Linked DNA regions of Mus musculus: region 1 is linked to region 2. The links are chromatin loops, found by intact Hi-C in ENCODE. Cell type or tissue: gastrocnemius. All regions are shown on one strand.

What was found. A loop is a pair of places that touch in the nucleus more often than their neighbours do. Peaks named below come from ENCODE experiments on the same cell type or tissue, not always from the same donor. Only the 100,000 strongest peaks of a DNase experiment are listed, where the experiment ranks them.
Region 1: a loop joins it to region 2, with 2.9 times the contacts of the local background. A loop is called at or near these places in 12 of 42 quality-filtered maps.

What each region holds. Positions count from the first base shown.
Region 1 is chr16:15,836,061-15,841,060 of GRCm38, reverse strand. Prkdc (protein kinase, DNA activated, catalytic polypeptide) reads right to left here. Exons shown (of 86, transcript NM_011159.2): 83 at 4,828-5,000; 84 at 2,910-3,098; 85 at 1,837-1,976. Among named protein-coding and RNA genes, the nearest start is that of Mzt2, 25 kb to the left of the region's middle. In gastrocnemius, a CTCF peak has its summit at 2,416 (motif pointing left); a DNase peak (open chromatin) is centred at 2,419.
Region 2 is chr16:15,884,222-15,889,221 of GRCm38, reverse strand. Cebpd (CCAAT/enhancer binding protein (C/EBP), delta) reads right to left here and starts at 1,936. Exons shown (of 1, transcript NM_007679.4): 1 at 1-1,936. The coding sequence starts at 1,897. The coding sequence ends at 1,091. In gastrocnemius, CTCF peaks have their summits at 29, 1,080, 1,607 and 2,565 (motif pointing left); DNase peaks (open chromatin) are centred at 1,167, 1,602, 1,937, 2,416 and 1 more place; H3K4me3 peaks cover 2,957 bases; H3K27ac peaks cover 2,930 bases.

The sequences.
Region 1 (5,000 bases), 48 kb after region 2:
AGTCAAGGATGGCGTCTACCTCCCATCTGCTGAAATTACAGGTTTGTATCACCACACTGGGTTTTAAGGAAAATTATTTTAGAGATTTGTGTCTGTGCTTGTGAGTGCCTCCAGGGTCCAGAAGAGGACATCAGATCTTTAGGAGTTGGAATTACAAGTGGTTATAAGGTTTGTAAAATGAGAACTAGAACTCTAGCCCTCTGAAAGAGCAATGCTCTTAACTACGGAGCTGTCTCTCTATCACCCCTTGGCCCCACACCGTGCCTTTAAAAAACTCATAAACTTATTTTAGGCATGAATCTATTCTCAAATAATATGACTTGAAGATTTCTGTCAATATGTGGACTGCCCTTTTTTTTAAAAAAAGATTTATTTATGTATATGAGTACACTGTAGCTGTACAGATGGTTGTGAGCCTTCACGTGGTTGTGGGAATTGAATTTAGGACCTCTGTTCAATCTGGTCAACCTGCTCACTCTGGTCAGCCCACTCACAATGGCCCAAGGATTTATTTATTATTATACATACGTACACTGTCCAGACACACCAGAAGAGGGCATCAGATCTCACTATGGGTAGTTGTGAGCCACCATGCCATGTGGTTGCTGGGATTTGAACTCAGACCTTTTGGAAGAGCAGTCAGTGCTCTTATCCGCTGAGCCATGTTGCCAGCCCTGCCCCGCTTTTTTTATTTTTAAAGAGATGACTCTTTGTATGTGTATGGATGTTTTACCTGCACATTATGTACACTGCATGATGCCTATGTCTGAGGAGGACAGAAGGGGCTTCAGGTTCCCTAGAACCGGAGGTACAGATGATTGGAGGTGGAAGAACCAAACCAGGCTCTTTCAAAGACCAACAATGCTCTTTAATGGCAAGCCATCTCTCTAGCCCTACTTCTTAAAATTTTTTTTAAATTTATTTGCTTGTTCATGCACATGTATGCTCTAGAAAAGCAACAAGCACTCTTATTGCTAAGTCATTTCTGCAACCCTAATTTTAAAACAAAATCTAGCTCTGGGAATTGAAGCCAGGCCTTGTGCTTTTAGATTAGCTCAGGAACCCTCACTTACTGTCCCAGTCCTCCTCTGTTCTTGCCTACACCCTGTAAAGCACAGCTGGGAATTCTCAAGTCCAGCTTGTGTGTCTTGGTCTTCCTCGTGCTTCTGGGGTCATGCCTAGCAATGTTATGTCACAGCCAAGTGCCATCATGAAGATCAACTTAATGTTTTACATTTAAGTCTGATAGACTTTGAATTGATTTCTGCAGCTCATTCTCTTACTAGCACCAGTCACTGTATAGATCTGACACTATTGTGAAAAATCAAGTCAATTACAGAGTACATCTTACTACTGCTCAGAACTGAAGTCTAAGGTTTTTACTTCCTAGGAATAATACCTCCACATTTCTGTTTACTTTAGATTTCAATTTTTAAAAACTTCAAGCAAACCTAAAGGTCAATGCAGCTCAGGTTCCTACCTGAGAAGCCCACGTTGTGTTTTCACTATGAGATAGTAGTCAAATGCCTGACACTAGTGTTCATCAGGATCAAGTGGGCCAAATGCCCTATAAAGTACAAAGGCAAATATGAGTTCCAAGCCTCATATGCATAACAATATTATGGCATGACCTTAGTTCTCCTATTGGTGCTGACTGTACAGAAGCACAAAACAGACAAGGGTGTGAGCCCAGTCCTTGCAGGCTGGGCTTGGAGGGGTAAAGCCGCCCTAAGAGTCACTTTCTCCATCTACACAGTGAAGTGCCATACTGCTCAGAAGTGTGTGAAGTGCTTTGCACTTTTGAACACACACTGATTCTGCATTCACAAGTCTTACCAAGTTATAACAGCTGGGTTGGCCCCTGCTAACTTTCTCTTAGCATAGCGTATTTTATGTTGTGGATACCAATTCTTTTCCGTTACATTTATTTCTTGAATCCATGATCCTCCTTTTCTCAGCATTGTCTGCTCAAAACTCTAAGGGAAAAAACACATTTTTTTCTACTTATTATAATAGCATATACAAATTACATTAAAAAACATTAAACCAAGTAATGACCCTAAAACAAAGATCTATAACTGGAACAGCTCTCTAGCTTTCTAGTCAGACACTGACATGGCACATATCACCATGATCATGCGATGCAGAGAGGTGAGAAGAAGTCCACATAAAAAGATGAGCTTAATGCTTTCGGGGATAGTCTGGATAATTGAGTCAAACAGCATTATCTGTTCTTAGATAAGGAAATTAAGGAAAAATTCACATGGAATGATTTTTAAATCAAAGGTTGTTGTTGGCTGGAGAGATGGTTCAAGGATTAAGAGCACTTGATGTTCTTACAGAGGACCAACCAGCATTCAGGTCCCAGAAACATTGGTTACATCTTCTGTAATTCTAATTCAGGTGCTCCCTCTTCTGGACTTTGTGGGCACTGCATGCATATGATGCACTTACATACCTGCAGGCAAAACACTCATAAAAACTAAACATTTCTTTTCAAAAGTTGTAGGTTCGGAGGAGGATTGTTATAATTTTAGAAATCAAGAGGTTGAGACGAGATTCTTTTGAGTTCGAGGACAGCCTTGGCTATGTGGAAAGTTCTAGGCTAGCCCAGGCTAGAGTAAGACCCTGTTTATAATTAAAACAACAATCAGAGCAACAAATTGTGTATGAAAACAGAATTCGTACTTAATGTTACTAATGGGTCGATACTGTCACCTCCAGTTAGGCGCAAACTAAACATAGTAGTATGTTTCCTCCAAATAAATGTTTTGCTTTTTATATGATTTTTTTTTAGGTTAGTTTTGAGAAATGTAGCACAAAATAATATAAACATTTCAGTAAATACAATGATGTATTTTCACAATCCAAAGGAGACATGAGCATGTCTGTCCAAAACCAAAATGTACCTTCCAATCAAAGGAGGGTTCCTTCACAAAAATTTCCATGGTGTCAGTGAGCAGACCTGCACAAGAGCGGAAAGCCCTCAGTGCATGCACCATGACCGTGCACATGAGACCCGTTTCTTTCATTGGCAACATGAGACTGACAAATTGGCGGGTTAGACGAAAAGGCATCAACTCAGGGACTGGAAGAAACTAAATAAGAGAAAAAAGTATATCTAAGTACATGTACTGGATAGTTTTATGTCAACTTGACAGAAAGTTAAAGTCATCAGAAAGGAGGGAATCTCAATTGAGAAAATATCTCTATAAGATGGGGCAAACCTGTACAATATTTTCTTAAATTAGTGATTGATGGGGGAGGTCCCAGCACATTATGGGTGGTGCCATCCCTAGGCTGTTGGTTCTGGGCTGAGCAAGCCATGTAAAACAAGCCAGTAAGTAGTACCCCTCCATTGCCTCTGCATCAGCTTCTGCCTCCAGTTTCCTGCCCTGTTTGAGTTACTATCTTGATTGCCTTTAGTGATGGGCTATGATGTGGAAGTGTAAGCCAAAGAAACCCTTTCCTCCCCTTATGATAGTGGTGCTGACGATGACATATACGGACCAGAGCTCTCAAGAGAACAGGCACAATGCACATAAAGCACCGCCCTAGGGGGTCCTTTCCTTTTAGTGACGGTACAAACGGTATCTTCTTTCCTTCTTTCCTTCCTTCCTTCCTTCCTTCCTTCCTTCCTTCCTTCCTTCCTTTTCCTTCCTTCCTTCCTTCCTTCCTTCCTTCCTTCCTTCCTTCCTTCCTTCCTTCCTTCCTTCCTTCCTTTCATGTTTATTCTGTCCCAACGGGGGCTGGTTCTCTCCTTCTACCATAATGTGGGTTCTATGCACTGACCTTAGGACACCAGGCTTGCTGGCATGCACATTTACCCACTGAGCCATCGCACTGGTCCTGTTTTTTAAGCTAGGGTCTAACACTAAAGGCCACGCTTGCCTTGAATTTGCAATCATTTTCCTGTCCCAGCCTCCCTTGTGTTGAGGTTATAAGCATAAACCTAGGTACTTCACATTTCTAAAAATCAGCTAGAGAATCCCTATACCCAAGAATAATCAATTCAGATTGTGTTACCCTCTCAAAGCATAAACTTCTATGGAGTAACCCAGAGCCTGGGAGACTCAGAAGCTCAACAGAAACAACTTAAATGACATTTTATATAAGACACTCTAGTTATACGTGTTTGTAACAACATAATATCTTTTTCTTCTTAGCTCTGATTACATATCACTGTGTTTCCCATGACTTACAGGTCATGTAGGAGCCTAAAATGAGGGCGAGATTATTTGTTTCTTCCAAAAGTGTCAGGTTTCATAACAATGCCAAAGTCAACTTAACTTCCTTTAATTAATTTCTGGAGGTGTTAATGCCACATGGTTGTCAACTTCCTCTGGAATCAACTAAAATCCACGCTTCTGGGTGCACCTGTGAGGGTTTCCTTGATTGGCTCATTTGCGGTGGGAAGACTCTTATACTACATCTGGGCCACACCTGATGGCAGCCTGTATAGAGGGCCCTAGGTCTTGCTAGCAAGTTCATCTATCCTGTTGCCCAGGCATTTCTCTGCTGCTATTATAATCTATAATATAATCTTCTTTGGGATTCCAACACAAACTGAAGACTAGCAGCTCTCTAGGAATCTTCCAGGACTCTAGCACCTGACTGGAACTGCTGAGACATCCTGGACTGAACAAGTACTGGCTTGTTGCCCTTTCTGTCAGAAGATAGCCATGGTTAGACTAGCTGAACCATGGTCTAAAGCCACTCTAATAAATCCCATGTATATGTTCATTATATCAGTTCTGCTCCTTTAGAGAATCCTGGCTAGTGCATATTCCAATTCTAAGTCAGGAGTGAGAGTTAAGCACAACACACCTGAGTAGCTGATCCAAACGCATGTCCAAAGTCAATTCCAATCACACTGCCTGTCTCCATGGCCACCATGAAATTGTTCAGGTGTCTGTCTCCAATCCCGAGGAGCCAGTGGCTGATGCACAGCAGTGCATGGGAGCTGGCAAAGTGGGAACGCAGTGCCAGGAAGGCCTCAG
Region 2 (5,000 bases):
CTTTGTGGTTTTAGTGTTCTGGGAGCTGCCAGAGGTGGCACTGTCACCCATACAATGTTGGGTGTGAGGAGAGCTGTATAAAAGAGAAATTTCTGTACCTTACTCCACTGCCCACCTGTCAGAGACCCTGAAGAACTGCAGAGGGCAAAGATCACAGACTCACAGCAGTCCACAAGCCTGCACTTTGGGCAGGGATTTGAATTACAAACAAAGCTATGTATTTAGACCCTGGAGGGTTTGTGTTTTCTGTACAACAGGCCGTGCAGATCAGGGAAGGGGTTGGAACAACCAGTATCTTAGTAGAAAGGCACATAGCTTTGGGGGGGGGGGGGGTTAAGCCCGCAAACATTACAATTACTGGCTTTTGGGGCTGCCCTTTTTATATACTAGGATATTAATTTGTACTGGTACACATTTTTAAATCTACACGTTGTCCCTAGATTGAGGAAAGTAGAGGCAACGAGGAATCAAGTTTCAGACTCCCAGCTCTCTTCCACCCCCTCACCCTTCGGCAACCACCTAAAAGTTAGGCCAACTGTTCTCCGCCCCAGGTCAGCCTACTCTGGGATCACACACATGAATTAGTCATGCTTTCCCGTGTTCCTTCCGCGGGCAATAGAGACCGCGAGGAAACGCGTCCATCTCCTTACCCCGTGTGGGCAACGCACCTGGTCGGGTGGCTCCCAGGTGCTTGCTTTTCCCTGGTGAAGTCTCAGTATGTTGTGTGCGGGAGAGAATGAACATAGGAAGCTGCAGCGATTTAAATGCTTCTTTATTCTTACAAATACTGTAAAAATGAATATAAAAAGCATGCGCAGTCTCTTCCTCTTATCTACAAAAGTCTGTCGGAAATGTCTTTTCTACAAATGTACCTTAGCTGCAATGGTAATAAGACGTAGAAAATGCTACCATTATAAAAAATAATTTAAGGGGAAAGATTAATATAGCTTCTCTCGCAGTCCAGTGCCCAAGCTGCAGCTTCCTGTCGCTCGCAGGTCCCAAAGAAACTAGCGATTCGGGCGGCGTCTGCTCCCCGCTGTCGGGGTCTGAGGTATAGGTCGTTCAGAGTCTCAAAGGCCCACGCCGCGCGTTACCGGCAGTCGGCGCCGGTGGGCGGCAGGAAAGGCGGGCTGGGCAGTTTTTTGAAGAACTGCCGGAGGCCAGCCAGGTCCCGGGTGAGCTGCTCCACGCGCTGATGCAGCTTCTCGTTCTCGGCCGACAACTCCACCAGCTTCTGCTGCATCTCCTGGTTGCGGCGCTTGGCCTTGTCGCGGCTCTTGCGCACAGCGATGTTGTTGCGCTCGCGCCGCTGCCGGTACTCCGGGCTGCCGCGGTCCGGACCCCTCTTGCCCGCGCCCTTTTCTCGGACTGTGCCGGGCGCGAGGCTCGGCCCCGGGCTGCCTCGAGGAGGCTCCGGCGAAGTGGGTGGAGTGGGCTGAGCCGCGGCCGCCAAGCTCACCACTGTCTGCGCGCACACCGCCACTTGCGCCGGCAGCAGGGAGCCCGGCGCGTCGCCGTCGCCCCAGTCGGGTTCGCGCTTGAGCGGCCCCCTAGCGACAGACCCCACACCCGGGGGTCGCGTAGGGCCGCCCTGCAGCAGCTCCAGGCCGCCCGCGCCGGCCGCTTTGTGGTTGCTGTTGAAGAGGTCGGCGAAGAGTTCGTCGTGGCACAGCTCTAGGGTGGGCACGGCGGCCATGGAGTCAATGTAGGCGCTGAAGTCGATGGCGCTCTCGTCGTCGTACATGGCAGGAGTCGTGGAGCCCAGCTCCCCCAGATCCCCTGGCTCGGGCCCTCGGCCGGGCTTGTCCACCCTGCCTGGCTCGTAGAAGGCCGCGGGTTCTGTGGGCCAGGGTGTGCCGCGCACCGGGCTGTCCAGGCTGAAAAGCGCGGCGCTCATGGCGGCGTCGGCCGGACCTGGCGTCCAAGTTGGGCTGTCACCTCGCCGGGCCGGACCGCCGCCTTTTCTAGCCCCAGCTGACGCGCACGCCCCGCCCCGGCCCCAGTGGGTCGGAGACCGGAGCGGGGAGGGACTGGGGTGCTGCTGGGAACGACCCGCCCTCTGCCCGCACTCCTTGCCTTCCCTCCTTCCTGTTTGTGCGGTTTGGACCTACTTAGCCGTCCAAGCCTGGAGCGAAATGAAAATCTGGATTTGGCCCCGACACGCGCAAAGCAGGACGCCTTCAGACATAGCAAAGGCGGAACAGGGATCAAGGCTCCGCAGCTCGAGTCCTGGCACCTCCGCCACGAGACCAGAACTAGTGAACCGTGGTTCGCGGACCCGGGCCTCAGCCTCCGGCGGTCCAGAGTGAGCGCAGCCAGTGGGAGCCTCCTGAAATTCGAACCCTCTCCAGCTACACCTCTCGGAGTGCCCAGGCCCAGCTGCCGTCGAGGTTAGGTTCAGCAACAGAGCCTGATAGACGGACAGATCAACCGGGCTCCCCGCTGACCACAAAGCCAACGGAAGAGTGATGGCCACCCTAACCGCGGTGCGTTTCTCCGCACCTGACAGCGGATCTTGGGTGCTCTGGCATTTCTTCTTGGTTATTAAAGCTGTGCCACCTGGTGGTAGCATAGCATCTTGCTGTTTCTTTTTCTTGCAAATTGTACCCAAAAGGGATATTATTCTGAAATTGTGGCTTGCTGAGAGAAAGCTAAGATTTACATCAGTACTCACAAAGAGGTGTTAAGTTGCCAGCTCTTCAAAATTCGTGAAAAGATGAAGAGAAATTTCAACCCCAGCTACTCAAACCTGATAGGCTAGGTGGGTAGTTGAACCCCAGGAGTTCAAGTGCCTGATGGCCTGTCTCAAGCAAAAGTCAAGAAAATCATCTGTCCAAATTCAGATGTGTCCCTCATATCCCTCCCCTAATTCATTCCGATTCACCAGGTGTTCTGACAACAAACATCAGCTGATTTACACAGAGCAGCCTAGCTCCTACCTTCAGTTCCTGAGGAAAATCCTAATGAGGGGCTGTGGAATATTTAATGGCTTTTTTTGGAAAAAAAAGGTAAACACAGCCTTGGAATTTCATAATGATCAGTGATGTTTATAAATGGCATATGATGTTGCTATTGTAACTAATTGCCTCTGGGGTTAAAGCCAGCGCACATGTGATATGCATGCACAGGAAAACCCTAGGAGACGTTCGTGGTTCTTAGCCCTGGATGCCATAGAAGCATGATTAGAGAACACGTGTTTATCCCTCAGAGAGACCACATTCCGAGGCTGTTTTCAGTGAGACAACATGCTTGTTTTGATACCTGGGTCCACTCACTACGTTTATGAAAAGTTGTGTTTACAAGACAGCGGGGCCAATTAGAATGTCTCAGAAGGACAGGCTACCGTGGCCACTATTGGGCCGCACCTGAAAGCTCTGTGTATTCAGAAACCCGCCAACCAGTGCGTACTTTTCAATTTTCCAGAAATGGAGAAAGGCAACATGACAGAACAACAAAGCATGAATATAGTGTGACATTTGAGAGCTGTTAAAGTTTAGCCCCTGTGACAGTCATTTGTGATCCTTTCATGACTGTTCCCACACACTGTGCCAATCTCAAGGACCTTTCCTAGCACCGTGGGTGGCAACAAAATGACTTAACCATGTAGGCCTAAAAGCAGCCACCAATAGAGAAAGTGTTCAAGCTCAACATAAAAATTAAACTAATTATATAAAATAATTTCCTAAACTATAAATTGAGTTAATCTATAATTTTATAGATGAAATGTACTCAAGATGAATGTGAACACTTCCCATGCCTTATTCCTGTGAGAAATACATCATTTTTAGCTCTTCTCAGCACACCTGCCAAAAGCCTTCTGGCTAGAATCCTTGAGACCCTCTCCTTGTCCTCAGCAATGTCACATATGGAACATATTGGAGGTTCCAATGACACCCAGTCTATGTGGACATTCTGGAAACCTTGGTATTTAAAAGTTCAGGAGCCTAGCAGTGTTGATATGTCTTAGAGTCACAGAGCACTGTCAGACTTGGAAGATCAGTCTGGTCACACCAACCAATCTCCCTGAGGTCCTGCTTGTGCATTTCACTCCATACAAGAACAGTTCTCTAGATGGGATACTCAAATATGTATAAATACTCTAAAAACATTTCCTGATAGCTCTAGGTAAAATGAAATATGAAATCAAGCTTGAAGAGAAGTAAAACTTCCTAGCATTCAAGAAGTGAAGGCAGGAGGATTATGGATTTGAAGCCAGCTTGAGCTACATATTGAGGCTATATATCAAGAAAAGAACGTTGTAATAAATGGCGGTTCGAATGAGAATGGTCCCAGAGGCTCATATGTTTGAATTCTTAATCCCCAGTTGGTGGAACTGTTTGGGGACTATTAAGAGGTGTGGCTTTGTTAGAAGGGGTGCATCACTACAGGCTAGCTTTGAGGTTTCAAAAGGCTGGGACCATTCCCAACATCTCTCCCTGTCTCCTACTTGCAGTTTAAGATGTGAGCTTTCAGCTATTCTTGCTGACATGCTTTTGCTCAATCATCGTGAACTTTAACCATTTGGAACCATACAGCCAATCATACTGTTTCTTTTGTAAGTTGCTTTGGTCAGACTGCTGCCAAGAAAGCAGGTGGGCTGACTGCACATCTTTCCCTCTCCTTCTGCTCCTCCAGATCCAATTCCCCAGTCCCACCCCCAGCTCAGCAGTAGAGCACCTGGTGCTGTCTCCCTTTTGTCTGTGACCTCATCCCCCATGGATCACAAAGATCTTCTCTTCCAAACTTCCAACTTATCCCATTATCCCACCTTCCAACAGCAGCAAGCATCCCCTCTAAACACAGAAGCTGAACAGACCAGGGAGTCAGGTAAGCTTACTGAAGACTTTCACCACTTCCTCTCCAAACTCAGTGCCCTAGCTACGTCCCTATTTCTGTCACAGAACACCTGTGACAGCCTTCCCTTCTCCCCTACCCATACCTCCTGTGGATCCCACAGACCTCATCCTCCTCCCCTCCCCACCCCCTTCTTCTCCTTCTTC